Linked DNA regions of Mus musculus: region 2 is linked to region 1. A link is a loop called in an ENCODE intact Hi-C map of the cell type or tissue named here. Cell type or tissue: heart. All regions are shown on one strand.

Region 1 (8,000 bases):
TGCCTGTGCCCTAATCCTTGGAACCAAGAAATCTATCTTGCTTTGTAGTGAGGAGTCTCATGTGTAACTAAGTTACAATTTTGAGAAGCGAGACCAACAGTCAGCATCTTTTTACAAGAGGAAGTCAGATCCAGATAAGGAGATGACCGGAGGGGTGCAGGTGGCCTAGGGAAGGGACTCAGTGCTGCTGGGATGTTTTTTTTGTTTGTTTGTGTTTCAAGATAGAATATCTCTGACTGCCCTAGAACTACTCTGTAGACCAGGCTAGCCTCCAACTCAGAGATCCGCCTGCCTCTGCCTCCCGAATACTGGGATTAAGGCGCCATCACCGCCTGGCTATGAAGCTGGTTTGGAAGGCTGAGGCAGAGGCTGAGAGAGTCACAGAGCCATAGGGACCTTGGGGCTGAGAAGGACAATGTGGTGGCTGATTTTCCTTATCAGTTTGACTGGATTTGGAATCACCTAGGAGATACATCTCCTATTGTGGGCAGGATAATCTCATGGGCGGGAAGCATGGACTTAGAAAAAGAGTGAAGGAGAAAGTGACCTGAGCACCCCCCTCTCCCTCCCCTCCCTCCTTCCTCTCTTCTTCCCTCCCCACCTTTCTCCTTCCTGACTGCAACCATGATGGAGCCAGCTGTCCCCACACCTGCTGTGACCTCACTGCCGCGGTGGACTGTATCCCTCAAATCACAGCCAAAGGAAACCCTCCCTCCCTTCCTTCCTTCCTTCCTTCCTTCCTTCCTTCCTTCCTTCCTTAAGTTGTCTTTCCTGGGCTATTTTGTCACAGCATTAAGAAAAAATAACAGCCGGGCGTGGTGGCGCACGCCTTTAATCCCAGCACTCGGGAGGCAGAGGCAGGCGGATTTCTGAGTTCGAGGCCAGCCTGGTCTACAGAGTGAGTTCCAGGACAGCCAGGGCTATACAGAGAAACCCTGTCTCGAAAAAACCAAAAAAAAAAAAAAAAATAAAAATAAAAAATAAACGCAGATTCACCCCCACACAGTGCTGTGCCATATTTAGTATTCTGATCTCTAGAACCATGGAGAATAAATTTGTGTTGTTTGAAGGCACTTGAGTTTGAGACAAATGGCCACAGGAAAGGCAGATGGCATCTCATTATTCAATGACCAGGTAACTCAAGGTCTGTCTGTCTCCTCCTCTTTGCTCCTTCCTAGTGTTAGGTTCGTTTCTCAGTTCATGGCCAACATGGCAGCCCTGGAAGCAAAGGTCAGATCCGCTCAGCCTTTCCTCCAGGCGCTAGAACAGTGTGGTCCACAGGGCTTCCTCAGAGCGTGTTTGCTTCACCTAAGAGAAGACAGAAACAAACAAAGAACGGCAGGGATGTGCCTGTACTCAATGCTCAGGGATGGGGGGCTTTTTGGCTGACTGGAAGGATTCCCCCTGTCCCATACTCCAGGAGGGCAGAAGAGAGTCTCAGAGCTGCTAGGAAGGAAGGAGAGAGCAAGGGAAGGAGGAGAGGCATGTCTTGTGGCTGACGTGCAGCTGTCCAGCTTATTCACCATCTCAAACCAGTGGTTTGGTTTGTTTTCATTACTTTGTCTTTCAAAGCAACTGGGAGACTGACTTCTACTAACTGTGGGTTTGGGTTGGGCTTCATGGTGCATGCCAGGGCTCCAAAGGCAGAGGCAGGTGGGTCTCTGTGAGTGCAGGCTAGCCTGTTCTACAAAGTGAGTTACCAGACAGTCGGGAATATATAGAGAAACCCTGTCTCAAAATAAAACAAAACAAAAAACAACCACAACCAAAACCCAAAACCTTAAAAACCCGTTGCTTGTTGCCAATCCTGACAGCCCAAGTTCCATTCCTGGGACCTGCATGGTGGAAGGAGAGAGTTGCCTCTTGCAAGTTATAGGCTGACCTCCACATGTGTGTCCTGGCATGCACACATGAGCGAGTGCACACACACACACACACACACACACACAAGTGTGTTTGGGTGTATGTTTGTATGTGTGTGTTTGTGAATGTGTGTGTGAGTGTGTATTTGTATGTGTGTGTGTTTGTGAATTTGTGTGTGTTTATTTGTGTGTGTGTGAGTGTTTGTGAATGTGTATGTGAGTGTATGTGTGTGTGTGTGTGAGATGTGTGTGAGTGTGAGTATATGCATGTGTGAGAATGTGTGTGTGAGTGTGTGTGTGTGTGTGTGAGTGTATGTGTGCGTGTGTGAGATGTGTGTGAGTGTGAGTATATGCATGTGTGAGAATGTGTGTGAGTGTGAGTGTGTGTGTGTATGTGTGAGTGTGTGTGTATGTGTGTGTGTGTATAAGAACCATTATTCTTCTTACTTCATGGTGACCCTGAGGCTTGGGACAGTGATTTGAGAGGTGGGATTGGGAGGGACCCTCAAGGACTTTCTGGAAAGTGTGGGCCCTGAGGCACTCAAAGACTCTGACTGCTCCTCAAAAACGTTCCGGATCTACCCAGAGTACTAATGTAGCCTTTGAAACCCTCAACTGCTGGACAAGATTCCTCAACCCCAGCTGCCTCGAAGCCAGCTCTCCCTTTCTCATCTCCCAACGCCTCAAAGGCTCTGCCTAGGGCCTGGAGAGAATTAACAAAGTAATCAATTTATAGACAAAGCCACCAGGAAGCCACCAGGAGCCTGCTGGTGCCCTCTGGTGTAGCTCACAGACCCAAGCCCGAGGCCTGATTTCAAAGCCACGGTGTGTCATTCCCTGGCTGCTAGAGAAAATGTTTCCTTTGAAGCCACACAGCAGGGTAGACACAAGGTCTGGGGGTACAGGAAGATGGGTGTCATGTGATACCTCTTTAAAACTGGCAAGGTGACACCTTATATCCCAGCGCCTGAGAGGTTGGGGGTGGGGTCAAGAGTTCAAGGGTCATCCCTCCGCTATATAGGGAGTTTGAGGCCAGCTTGGAATACATAAACCCTGTCTCCACAAATCGAAACAAGCAAAACAGAAAAAAAGAAAGAAAGGAAAAACACAAAAGGAGGAAGAGAGGGGAGGATCAGGAGGAGGGGGGGGGAGGAATCCGTTCCTGTCTCTTGTTCTTGTTTCAAGGCTCAGACTGGTCCACTGTGCTCTTTGAAGCATCTCCTTCCCTTTTCTCTCTCTCTCACACACACACACACACACAAGGGTTGGCAAATGGCCCTGGCCCTGCTCCTTAGACTTCTCCCTTACCCTTCCTTCCCAGCTGGTCCTGCGAATTATGAGCCATGAGGAACAGCTGTAGCCCAGCATCAGCTGGGTCTCCTTCCCTGTGGTGATCACACACACACACACACACACACACACACACACAGAGAGAGAGAGAGAGAGAGAGAGAGAGAGAGAGAGAGAGAGAGAGAGAGAGAGAGAGAGAGAGAGAGAGAAACAGGGATCTGAGTGCTTCCATGAAAGGCGTGTTTCCCTCCTGAGTCAGAGCAGACTGAGAACAGCCAGCCTTTGGGCCTGGCTGGGCTGCAGTCCCAGGCTCCAGCCTTCCTTGAGAGCCATTCCCCACCTCCCTGCTGGAACCGCTGGCCAGCACAGCTGCATCCCCTCCACAGGGCCTGCAATGATAGGCCCACGTTGCATCAGCTTGGCCTGTCTCTGTGCCGCTCCAGTCCTGACAGCCAATGAGAGCCAGCCGAGTGTACAGACCCCAGCACTGGCCCACCCCACCCACCGAGGATCACTCAAGCAGCTGGTCCACCCACAGCCTTCTCAGCCCAGGAGGAGGAACAGGGGAAGCAGCTGTTCTATACAGCATCCTGCATGGCCTCAGATTCAGCCTCAGTCTCAGACGCAGCCTCCTCCACCAGGAACCTTCTAGCCTCGTAGTTTGCCCTCCTGGGGACTATGGAAGCATACTGCCTCCCGTAGGGCTTCCTACTCAGTCTCCATCATAGAGAAAGGACCACCTCCGCACCCAGGCCACATACTAGGGAGGCCTGTCTCCTTGCTCTTTTGTGGCTTCCAGGCCCAATCCACCACCACACATTCCCTAGCCCTGCATTCTTGCCAGTCAAAGTGCCAGCCTCTTGCTCAGGGTTACTTAGTCTTCTCTGTGACATCTCCCTGACTCTCTTCTCCCCGTGCTGTAGCCTGGGCTGATATGAAAGCCTCTGGCTAGAGGGACCTTTAGCCCCAAGCAGGGCTGCAGTGAAGTAATTCTATTCAAGCTGTCTCCAAAGGCCCCAGGCTTCCCCAGCACCACTCCTGCCCAGGACCTGTTTAGGCTAAAGCATGGCCTCCCATTGGCTGGTGGTGTTGGTTTTTAATTTACTTTATTGATGTTTTGAGGTGATTAAAAAGTATGTGCTATTGAAAAAACTCCGGAGCAGAGAAAAGAAAAAGAGGTGATATGCGGAGACAATACTAGCTGCTTAAGAATATGTCTTCTGAACCTTTCTCTGTGAATACTATATATATCCATGTAGGTATGTATGTATGCATTCATGCATGTATGTATATTTTGTTAACTACTTACAATAAACATGTATTAAAAAGTAAACAAACTCACATGGCTAGGTATGGCAGTACATCTTTAATCCCAGCACCTGGGAGACAGAGGAAGGCAGATATCTGAGTTCAAGGCCAGCCTGGTCTATATAATGAGTTCCAGACCAGCCAGGGCTACATAGGGAGACCCTGTCTCAAAACAAACAATTAAAAGTAAACAAACTCAGATCTTTACCCAGCACAAAATACTTTCAAAATCAACTGGAAATCAAACAGTAGCGAAAGTTGGCTTTTGTGTGTGATGTATGAAGATCTTTCCGATATCTTGCTCTGGACGTGGGATGTTCACAAGCACCCTGTTTTATAAGCTACCTTATTTTTCATCCACCAATCCACCAATCTGTTGTTCTCAATCAAAAGGCTCTGTTCTGGTTCTGACCTTAACAATACTCTATTCCTCACTGACTTTGTCTCCAATTTGTTTGTCTAAGAGACAGGATCTCACTGTGTAGCCTCAGTTGTTCTGGAACACACTATACAGTTTGGTCTGACTTTGAACTCAGAGAGCTGCCTGCTTCTTTCTGACCTCTAGGTTCAAAAGCATGCACCACCATACCCAACCTTTGTCTCCAATCTTTAGCCACTATAAAAAAAGCCCTGGGTGAGCATTTTAAAAAATAAGTTCTAGATATATTTGCTTATATCCAAAAATCATTTCCATGGGATGAATTTCTAATAGTGATTTTTCCCCCAAGGAACACAAGTCATTTCATATTTTCGAAGTGTATGGATAGATGAAACATTAACACAGCCTCCAAACTCACATCCAGCGTGAGGAGAGAGTCTGGCACGTTGCCCTCCACCCAGCACTCCGTAGCGATGGGCAGTGGACCTGGTCATTTCTCAGTGACCTTCCGGGACGGCCACCATGCAGAAGCAAGGGAGTGCTCTGTACTCTACTCGATTATGGGATGTTTCCACCCCATCTGCACAGAATCTTCCTTCCTTTGGTCTTTTCTTCATTTCTGTTCTTCCCTTTCTCCTTGGCTAGGGATTAAGCTCATGGTAAGTGAGATCTGTGCCACTGAGATACAAACTCCAGCTGCAAATGTGCAGTGTTCTCTTCCTGCAGGGAGTGGGTATGAGCTTTCCTCTCTTTCCAGACAAGCTCCCTCGGATCCATGCAGACAGCAGAGGTGGAGGTGGAGCTGAGCTGCAGAGGTTGCTGCGGCCATTCTTAATCTTTCTAATGCTGTGACGACCCCCTCCAACCATAAAACTATTTCATTGCTACTTCATTTTTTAAAGATTTATTTATTTATTTATTTATTTATTTATTTATTATATGTACGTACACTGTAGCTGTTTTCAGATACACCAGAAGAGGGCATCCTATCTCATTACAGATGGTTGTGAGCCACCATGTGGTTGCTGAGATTTGAACTTAGGACCTTCAGAAGACTAGTCAGTGCTCTTAACCGGTGAGCCATCTCTCCAGCCCTCATTGCTACTTCATAACTACAATTGTGCAACTGTTATGAATCGCAATATAGATATTTGATTGGTAGGATATCTGTTACATGACTCCTATGAAAGAGTCAATCAACCCCCATCCCCTAAGGCGTCAAGACCCACAGGTTGAAAACCACTGGGTTAGCTGTTCTCCAAAGTCAATAGGTGATCTATGGAGGGGTGGGGTGGGGGTGGGGGTGGGGAATAGATCCTGATACAGACTTCTCTGCCCCTGAGGGAAGTCCTCATTCTAGCTTCGACCCTTGGCTGTATGTACGTGTGTGTGCATGTGTGCGTGTGTGCAAGCGTGTACATGCGTTGCTCGCACAGAAAAGTGCCCACGTGCACTCACAAAGCATGGGTATGAAACTTTTGTGAACGTTCAGGCAGACAGAGCAAGAAAGGTCATTGGCAGTTAGTCCCTCAGGGGAGATCCAGGCGACAGCCTGTGAGGCGGAGCAGGGTGTGAACTGGAGATCCTGACCTGGGTCTCTTGGAGATAGCAGGGCAGCCAGCGAGGCAGACAAGGTCATGGGCACCAAGCCAAGCAGCGGCAGAGCCAGAATGAGGCCCTTGTATTTGGTAACACTAGGGTGCTGCACCAGACACATTAGAGCAGGCAAGTGAGGTGAGCACAGGTCATAGCTCCTTTCTGAAGATCAGAGATGCTATGACAAGGAGGGCAGTTCTGTGGCCAACCTCATCATCTTTGTTATTCCGGGCATGTATACCACCGGAGAGAAAGGAGGAGAAGGGAAGAGAAGTGACAGGGCCGTGTTAATCTCTGTGTCCAATCTTAAGAGTCTGGAAGGCCCAACCTTTCTCTGAATGAGAGGCAAGAGCTGGGATAAGGGGAAGTGCCGGCCTGTGCGCCTGCCAACATCACGCACACACATGCATATCTCATGTTCCAGACAGTTACATGTAAATAAATGTACGCACACAGACGCCTTGAATACTGTATATAGTGCATGGCTACGTGGACACACAAATGTCTCTATGGCACTCAGTGGCCTTGGGTCCCTTGGGTATTGTGGCAGAGGTGTGGGTGAGGGCACTAGAGTTCCTGAGTAGTTGCAGATGGCTGAGGGTGGGGCCTGCTCTGGGAGGAAGGGAAGGGAGCTTCCTGGTCTTCATTGCCACCCCCACCCCCACTTCTCTCTCCCTCATGGCAGCGGGCAGCACAGCCCCCTTAGATGGAAGGCCCTAGCAAGCATTCTTGGGAGGGTTAGAGATTGCAGAATTCCTGACTCACGCTTGGGCAGAGAGCTCACTTGGCCTCTGGACAACTGTCACAGAGTGGTTGTCTGGAGGCCCTGCCTCCAAGGAGCAGGGGGCGGCTTCTCCAAGCCATAGAAGGGGATTGCACTTCCTCTTCTATATTGAAACAGCCCGAGGGGACCATCCCAGGATCTGGGACAAATGCTCTCCATCCTTTGTCCAGTTCTGCGTCTTCCTTTCTGGAATGCTGTGAGCCTCACTGGCACTGTTCACTCTCTCACCCGCTTATCCCAGGATGCTTAAAATGGAAACGTGTTCACCAAAGAATCAGATAGTATCAGAAGCCATGGGCAGTATGGACACTTAAATGACAGGCTAGCGTCTGTCCTATGAGTCCATGGCACGAAGACTGAATCTAGTCACAGGGGCCCAAAGAAGTTATTTCTACAATCCCTGGCCAAACTGTGTTCAGCTTAAGGCAGGGTCAGAAAAAGGGTGGTGTGGTGGGAAAGGGCTCAGATGTGGTCTCCAGCTCAGCTCCAGCTCAGCCATGCTGTGAGACCCGAGGCAAAATACCCTGGGGCTCAGTATTCCTTTCTGGCAAGTGTGGATGGAGCGGACTGGAGGGAGTTCTGGTTCCCATTGCCATGCTCCTGGACCTTGAGAACGCCAAGCTAGGCTCCTACCCTTAGGCAGGACAGGGTGGCCGGAGCAGAGCTGCAGACACTAAAGGAATCCAGGCCTGAAACACCAGAGAGTTTCTGGACCTGTTTGAATCTCCTCCCACTCCCTTCAAAAGAGGCTTTCTCTGGAGCAAGCTGCCTGGAGAGTGGG
Region 2 (8,000 bases), 110 kb after region 1:
CTGTCACTCCAGTGCTGGTGAGACAGAGACAACCTTCGGCCTCCACAAAGGTGCACACATAGGCACAGGTATGAACGAGTACACACCCTAAGAAAGAATGGAATATGAGGTAAGGAAGGAGGAAGACTTTGGGTGCCCTGCTCCCGAGTCCTGTGTTGGGGGCAGGGGCAGGTGAGTGGTGGGACCACCCAGAGCCAGGGAGTACAAAAGAAAAAGTGTCAGTTTGGGGGCATTGAAGGCTTGGAGGGTTTGTGAAGTGTCTGAGGAAACCTGCCCAAGACTCAAAGTGACCTTTTGTATTAAAGATGAGCCCCAGGCTCAGGAGGGCACCAGGTCCAGCAGAGCACAGATTTCCTTCCCCTGGAGGCCTAGAGAGCACATCCCCACACCACTGTACATATCACTCACTGTACATATCACTCACTGTACATATCACTCACTGTACATATCACTCACTGTACATATCACTCACTTATTCCACCAGCCAAACCTCTGCAGAGTTTCCTGTCGCCTGGCAGGGGGACAGGTCCATGGAGATAGAAGGAGCTCCCCACTTTAAGAGTCATGCCTTTCCCCTCCCACCAATGGCTGGCCGCAGCAGGCTCCAGAAGGAAGTGGTGTTTGATTCTCAAGGATGGGATAGGACAGCCATGTAGGCATGGTGATGCACACCTTTAATCTCAGCACTCGGAAAGCAGCAAAAGATGTATCTCTGTGAGTTCAAAGCCAGCTCAATCTATATAGTGGGTTCCAGGCCAGCCAGGGCCACATAGTGAGACACTGTCCCAAAAAAACAAAACAAAACAAAACAAACAAAACCAAACAAATCTGTTGGTATGAGGAGATCTGGCTGCCAGCCGAGGGTGTTGCTGTGGGAATAGAAGAGAAAAATACTGGGGAACTGAGCCCTAGTGGGGCCTGAGGAGGGCTGTAATCCTGGGCTGCTACAAGGCTACCTCGAACAACAGAAGTCGATACTTATGGAGGCCACAAGTTGGAAAGTCGGTGTCATGATAGGTAGGTAGTCTTGACTGTGAACCTGACTGGATTTAGACTCAATTAGGAAAGACACCTCTGGTTGTGTCTGTGAAACTTGGCCAGAGGTTTCACTGAGAAGGAAGCCTCACTCAGAACATAGGTGGTGCTGAGGCTGCAGGCTGCTTTCAAAGGAGAAAGGTCGCTGAGCAGAAGCCTGTGTGTATGGCTCTATTTCCGGACTGTGGGCATAATGTGGCCAGCTGCCTGATGTTCCCACCCCTTGCCTCCCCCTCCCCCTTGGTGGACTGTACCCCTAAGCCTGAGTCAGCATAAATCCTTCCATGGTGAAGTTTCTTTTGTTTGGGTATTCTGTCATAGCAACGAAAAGACAGTGTCACACCCAGCTTAAAAGTGTGTCAGCAAGGGGGGATCTGCGGGATGCTCTGTGAGAGAGCCTATCATCTTGCCTTGTTCTGTTCCCCATGTGGTCCCTTCCTTGTGGTTCAAAGAGCATCTTACCAAGCGCCTCTCTTCCATCACCATGTAGCTGTCTTCTGTTGTGCCCTTGGCCCTCCACTGCCATCTTACAAGGATCTCTGTGATGACATCATACAGCCAACTGTAGGGTCACATGAGGTGATTTCAGACTCTTCCCTTTAGTCATGCTTGCCACATTCCTCTTGCCACATATAAAGCATTGTTTACGGTTCAGGGGGTTAAGATATGGATTAACCGCAGGCAGATTTCTGAGTTCGAGGCCAGCCTGGTCTACAAAGTGAGTTCCAGGACAGCCAGGGCTACGCAGAGAAACCCTGTCTCTGTCTCGAAAAACAAACAAACAAACAAACAAACAAGAATATATGGCTTAACCCCTTGGGTGAGGGCCCCTTGGGTGAGGGTCGGGATGTTCGTCCTTCCATATATGCCCAGAATTTACATCATTTCCAGGAGAGGAAGAACCACGTTCAACCTGAGACCCAACAGCCAGTCTCTAGCGTTTCCTCTAGCTGCAGTGCTTGGGCACACACAGTCGAGCAGTGCCTCTCTCTCTCTCTCTCTCTCTCTCTGTTTTTGTTTTTGTTTTTCGAGACAGGGTTTCTCTGTGTAGCCCTGGCTGTCCTGGAACTCACTCTGTAGACCATGCTGGCCTCGAACTCAGAAATCCACCTGCCTCCGCCTTTGCCTCTGCCTCCCAAGTGCAAGGACTAAAGGCGCGCCAGCCACACCTCAGTCTCTTTCCAGATAGACGTCTCAGAACCCCTACCATGCTGTGCACTTCAACTTTAAACTTAGTTCACCACAGAGTCTTACTGAGATAACAGCACCCCACACGGGAGTGTGGACACTGCTGCACGGGCCAGCCTGCCAAATTCACAGTCCTGCCTGCAGAAAAGGACCCTCGGCTGAAGGGACTTCCTTCAGCTCTCAGAGAGCTTGAAGTGGGGACAGAAAGCCTCAGCTTCACCTTTCCTCATTCAGAGAACACACCTCCCAGTGGGAGGTGGGCGGAGGTCCCTGCGTTAGAGATTCCTGTGGAGAGAGTGTGGCGTTCCTATTGGCCACACTGGCTGAAATGCCGCTGTCGACCACAACAGAGACCTTGGGGGCTGGAGAGATGGCTCAGTGGGTAAGAGACCTGACTGCTTGAGCTCCTGAGTTCAATTCCCAGCAACCACATGGTGGCTCACAACCATCGGTAATGAGATCCGAAGCTGCCTTCTCCTGTGTCTGAAGACAGTGACAGTATACCCACGTACATGAAATAAATAAATCTTTTTTAAAAATGCAACGTGAGCCGGGCATGGTGGTGCACGCCTTTAATCCCAGCACTCGGGAGGCAGAGGCAGGCAGATTTCTGAGTTCGAGGCCAACCTACAAAGTGAGTTCCGGGACAGCCAGGACTACACAGAGAAACCCTGTCTCGAAAAAACAAACAAACAAACAAACAAACAAACAAAAAGAAAGAAAGAAAGAAATGCAACGTGAAGAACAGTGAACTTGGAGTCGTCATACATATCTGGAGAAAGGGCACCTGTGTGAGGAAAAGAGAAAATGCCAGGGCCTACGTGGGTTCACAACGATCCCATTACAACAAAAGGCCGAAAGGGAGGTGTTGTTACTTCGGTAAGCTGAAATGGTTTACGCCTCTGAGTTTGCTTTGAAGATGAGGTAAGGTCTCATTCTCACAGTACCTGACACTCAGGGCAGAAGCTCAGGATCCTCCATCCTGACAGTGCGGAGAGAAAAACAGACTGCTCATCTCCAGCCAAAGCTAGCAGCGCGGAACCAGTTCGTCAGCCTGCATCCAGCCTCAACCCCTCAGCTCAGGCTTCTGAGCCATCACCAACCCAGTCTTAAGCTCTTCTGGCTGCAGCTTTTCATATTGACCACCAGAGGGAGTAGCTCTCATTGTCGAAGGCTGATTTTCCGCTTCCAATTTCCCCTCTGCCGGCACCCTCCAACTTGTTAGGTTTCCGAACCTGGGGATTTCACGTTCGAGGGAAGGTGGGGGATGCTGCTCTAGTTAGGGAATGGAAAGTGTGATAAAGGACAAAGAAAATTCTGGATTTTGATAGGTTTTAGTAAGGACTCAAATGGAACTTTAATTCTGCATTTAAAACCCACTCCAGCAGGATCCAGGATGTGGTGGTGCAAGCCTTTAATCCCAGTACATTAGCCATGCCTCCTAATGTCCAAGTAAAGAACACGCGGCCAGCCAGGTGATGGTGGCACTGGAGATGCAAAAACATGTGGATATCTGAGTTCGAAGCCAGTCTGGTTTGCAAAGCAAGTTCCAGGACAGAGAAAGCTACATAGAAAAATCTTGTCTTAAAAAGTAAAACAAGGATGTAGTTGGTGGAGCGGCGGCGGCTGTAGCAGCGGCAGGAGGCGGCGAGAAGGACCCGGCGGCGGCGGAGCAGGAGGAGGGAAGGTGCTGGAGGCGTTCGCTCTCCGCGGGGACCGGAACACGACCTCTCACCCCCTCCCCACGGCTCGCGCTGCCGCCCCGTAGTTGGCACCTCTGCCCTAGCCGACCCTAAGCGGTAGTCGAGCCGCCGAGGGTGCGCTGAGACCTGGTGCCCGGGCTGCCCGCCGCCCGCGCGCCTGCCTCGCGGCCGCTCTCCCCCTCCCCGACACACACACACAGCCGGGTATTGATGGTAATGTATGCGAGGAAACAGCAGAGACTCAGTGATGGCTGTCACGACCGGAGAGGGGACTTTCAGCCTTTCCAGGGGGGTGATGTTTTACAGGCACTTAAGTATTCTTCAAAGAGTCACCCCAGTAGTGGTGATCACAGACATGAAAAGATGCGAGACGCCGCAGATCCTTCACCACCAAACAAAATGTTGCGGAGATCTAATAGTCCTGAAAACAAATACAGTGACAGCACAGGTCACAACAAGGCCAAAAACGTGCACACTCAGAGAGTTAGAGAAAGGGGCGGTGGGACCAGTTACTCTCCACAAGAAAACTCACACAACCACATAGTTCAAATTCACATTCTTCTAATCCAAGCAATAATCCAAGCAAAACTTCAGATGCACTTTATGATTCTGCAGATGATTGGTCTGAGCACATTAGCTCATCTGGAAAAAATTACTACTACAGTTGTTGCACAGAAGTTTCACAGTGGGAGAAACCAAAAGAGTGGCTTGAAAGAGAACAGAGACAAAAAGAAGCAAATAAATTGGCAGTTAATAGTTTCCCAAAAGACAGGGGTTACAGAAGAGAGGTGATGCAAGCAACAGCCACTCGTGGTTTCACCAGTGGAATTCTTACAGCAGCTGTAACACAAGCTTCCTTGCAGTCTATCATCCACAAGTTTCTTACTGCTGGACCATCTGCTTTCAACATCACCTCGCTGATTTCTCAAGCTGCCCAGCTTTCTACACAAGCCCAGCCATCTAATCAGTCTCCAATGTCTCTGACGTCTGATGCTTCATCCCCAAGATCCTATGTGTCTCCAAGAATAAGCACACCTCAAACTAATACGGTCCCTATGAAACCTTTGATGAGTACTCCACCTGTTTCATCCCAGCCAAAGGTTAGTACTCCAGTAGTTAAGCAAGGACCAGTGTCACATTCGGCTACACAGCAGCCTGTAACTGCTGACAAGCAGCAGAGCCATGATCCTGTTTCTCCACGAAGTCTTCAGCGCTTAAGTAGCCGGAGAAGTCCATCACCTGGTCCAAATCATACTTGCAGTAGTAATGCATCAGCTGCAACTGCTGTACCACAGAATGCATCTGCTAGATCTGCGTGCTCATTAACTCTACTCTAGTGGTGCACGTCAATGATAATCTCATAAAGCATGTTCAAGGGTGGCCCGCAGACCATGCAGAGAAGCAGGCATCAAGATTGCGTAAAGAAGCCCATAATATGGGAAGTGTACATATGTCAGAAATATGTACTGAGTTAGAAAATTTGAGATCATTAGTTCGAGTATGTGAAATTCAAGCAACTTTGCGAGAGCAGAGGATACTATTTTTGAGACAACAAGTTAAGGAACTCGAAAAGCTAAAAAAAAAAAAAAAAATCAGAATTCCTTCATGGTTTGAAGATGTGAATAATTGCACATGATCTCATAGAGGAACTGTAAATCTATTGCCCAGTCATAACATTTTGAGCTGCATTTAAGTAGACTATGGACCGTTAAGCTGGGCAAATGAAATGACAAGGGGACGGGGTCTGTGAGAGTCAATTCAGGGGAAATATACAAGATTGATTTGTAAAACCCTTGAAATGTAGCTTTCTTGTAGATGTATCTTCATGTTGTAAATATGTTTTGTAGAGTGAAGCCATGGGAAGCCAAAATGTAACAGAGCTTAGACATCTGAAACTAATCAGTGCTGAGGTGGCTGAATACCTAGCCTTTTACATGGAAACCTGTCTGCAAAATTACCTTTTTTTAAAAAAAGAAAAAGAAAAAATTTGGGGGGGAGGGTTTAATTTATCATTTAGAAATCTCGAATTTTCAAAAATCCAGTGCAAGTGCCAGGTGATCTGTGTCTGAGGTTACGATTTTGAACCTTATGAGCAGTGTACAAATATCATGAGACAACTGACCAGCACTTGCACCTGATCAAGAGCAGTGCTGCTCCATTTGTTTTGCAAAGATATGTTTTCATTTCCTGTATGTTCCATTCCCTCTGAAGTTCCTTGGCCTGATTTTATCCATTTTTTTTAAGGTGCCCCCTTTCCTTTCTTGGGGCACTGTTGCTGTGGCACTTTTCTATAACCTTGTCATTCCTATGTACAGTAGCTGGAAGTCACAGTGAGCAAGCATAACCCATGTTTGTATAACTTATTGAAATCCATTTTCATCTAAGAATGGACTTTAAGAAGTACTGCTGGGCAAGTGTGCTGAAAGTACATTAACTGCTCAAATACAAGGAAGTGGCCCAATGAACATGGTTGTGGGAGGGGAAAGGAGAAATAAAGCTAGTCAGATGTGAATTGTATCTGTTGTAATAAACATGTTTAAACAAACAAACAAAAAAAAGTAAAACAAAGGGCTGGCGAGATGGCTCAGTGGTTAAGAGTGCTGACTGCTCTTCTGAAGGTCCTGAGTTCAAATCCCAGCAACCACATGGTGGCTCACAACCACCCGTAATGAGGTCTGCTGCCCTCTTCTGGTGTGTCTGAAGTCAGCTACAGTGTACTTACATATAATAAATAAATAAATCTTTTTTTTTTTAAAGTAAAACAAAACAAAACCTAGAGTGAAAGACTTGTACCACTTTGCCCTGAAATTTTTAATTCTTTTTTTTTTCCCCTCAAGACAGTGTTTTTCTGGGTAGTCCTGGCTGTCCTGGAACTCACCCTGTAGACCAGGCTGGCCTCAAAGTCACAAAGATCCGCCTGCTTCTGCCTCCCAAGTGCTAGGATTAAAGGTGTGCATTCCAACACCCGGTCAAAATTTAATTTATTTAAATTTATTTATTTTCTGAGACAAAGTCTCTCTGTGTAGTATAGGCTGTCTGGAACTCACTCTACAGACCAGGCTGGCCCAGAATTCACAGAGATCCTCCTGCTTCTGTCTTCCAAGTGCTGGGAGTAAAGGCATGCGCCATCACCGCACTGCTGAAATTGAATTCTCAATGGAAAACAGAAGTAGAAAAAGGTATCTGCCCGATGAACGATGATTCTTGTGAATATGCTGAAATTTTATACCTATAAAGATATTCAACTTCAGCGATGAGGAAATGCAAATGAAAACATTTTACACCCCACCCCCACCCAATCCATCCCCCCAAAAAGCCTGGCCAGTTACAGCCAGTGCCAGAGAGGAGGATCCAGGGGCCTTCCAATGTTTATCCATTTTGGAAAATAGTTTGGTCCTCCTTCCCAATTTGGATTCAGCAGTAATTTTGAGGCTGTGGGAAGGAGATGGAAAAGTGAGGGTTGAAACCACCAGAAAGTGGGAGCCATCTTCTGTAGGAAAAGCCAGCTGTGCAGAAAATGTTTTTTTAATGTTTGGAACAGTTCTATCAAGAAACACCTAGAACAATACCCAGAAAATGATACCCAGATGGCCAGAACGCATACTGCAGCCTGCTAAACCTTACTAGTTGTCAGGGAGATTGTACTGGCTGGTTTTGTACCTCCCTTGAGGAAAAGCCTCCATGAGATCCAGCTGTAGGACATTTTCTTAATTAGTGATGGAGGGTGGGAAGACCCATTGTGGGTGGTACCTGGGTTCTATAAGAAAGTAAGCTGAGCAAGCCAGTAAGAACATCCCTCCATGGCCTCTGTATCAGTTCCTGCTTCCTGACCTGCTTGAGTTCCAGTCCTGACTTCTTTTAATGATGAACAGCAATGTGCAAGTGTAAGCTGAATAAACCCTTTCCTCCCCAGCCTGCTTCTTGGTTATGATGTTTGTGGAGGAATAGAAACCCCGACTAAAACAGAGATGCTACTATAAGCACAGAGAACATTCATCCACATGGTTACAGTGCAGCACTGGGGATGTAGCACAGTGGTAGAGTGCTTGCCTAGCATAGGCAAGGTCCTGGGTT

What was found. Peaks named below come from ENCODE experiments on the same cell type or tissue, not always from the same donor. Only the 100,000 strongest peaks of a DNase experiment are listed, where the experiment ranks them.
Region 2: it touches region 1 in a loop (2.3-fold over the local background); 7 of 42 quality-filtered maps call a loop at or near these places.

Annotation. Positions count from the first base shown.
Region 1 is chr7:99,355,874-99,363,873 of GRCm38, reverse strand. No RefSeq gene overlaps it. Among named protein-coding and RNA genes, the nearest start is that of Serpinh1, 6.6 kb to the right of the region's middle. In heart, a CTCF peak has its summit at 5,801 (motif pointing right); DNase peaks (open chromatin) are centred at 3,163, 3,563, 7,183, 7,993 and 2 weaker places; H3K4me3 peaks cover 2,820 bases; H3K27ac peaks cover 4,622 bases.
Region 2 is chr7:99,245,110-99,253,109 of GRCm38, reverse strand. Gm34062 (a long non-coding RNA gene) reads right to left here and starts at 1,598. Exons shown (of 4, transcript XR_378360.2): 1 at 1,498-1,598; 2 at 1-87. It also overlaps the pseudogene Gm18943. In heart, a CTCF peak has its summit at 3,370 (motif pointing right); a DNase peak (open chromatin) is centred at 3,688; H3K4me3 peaks cover 1,085 bases; H3K27ac peaks cover 465 bases; H3K27me3 peaks cover 2,405 bases.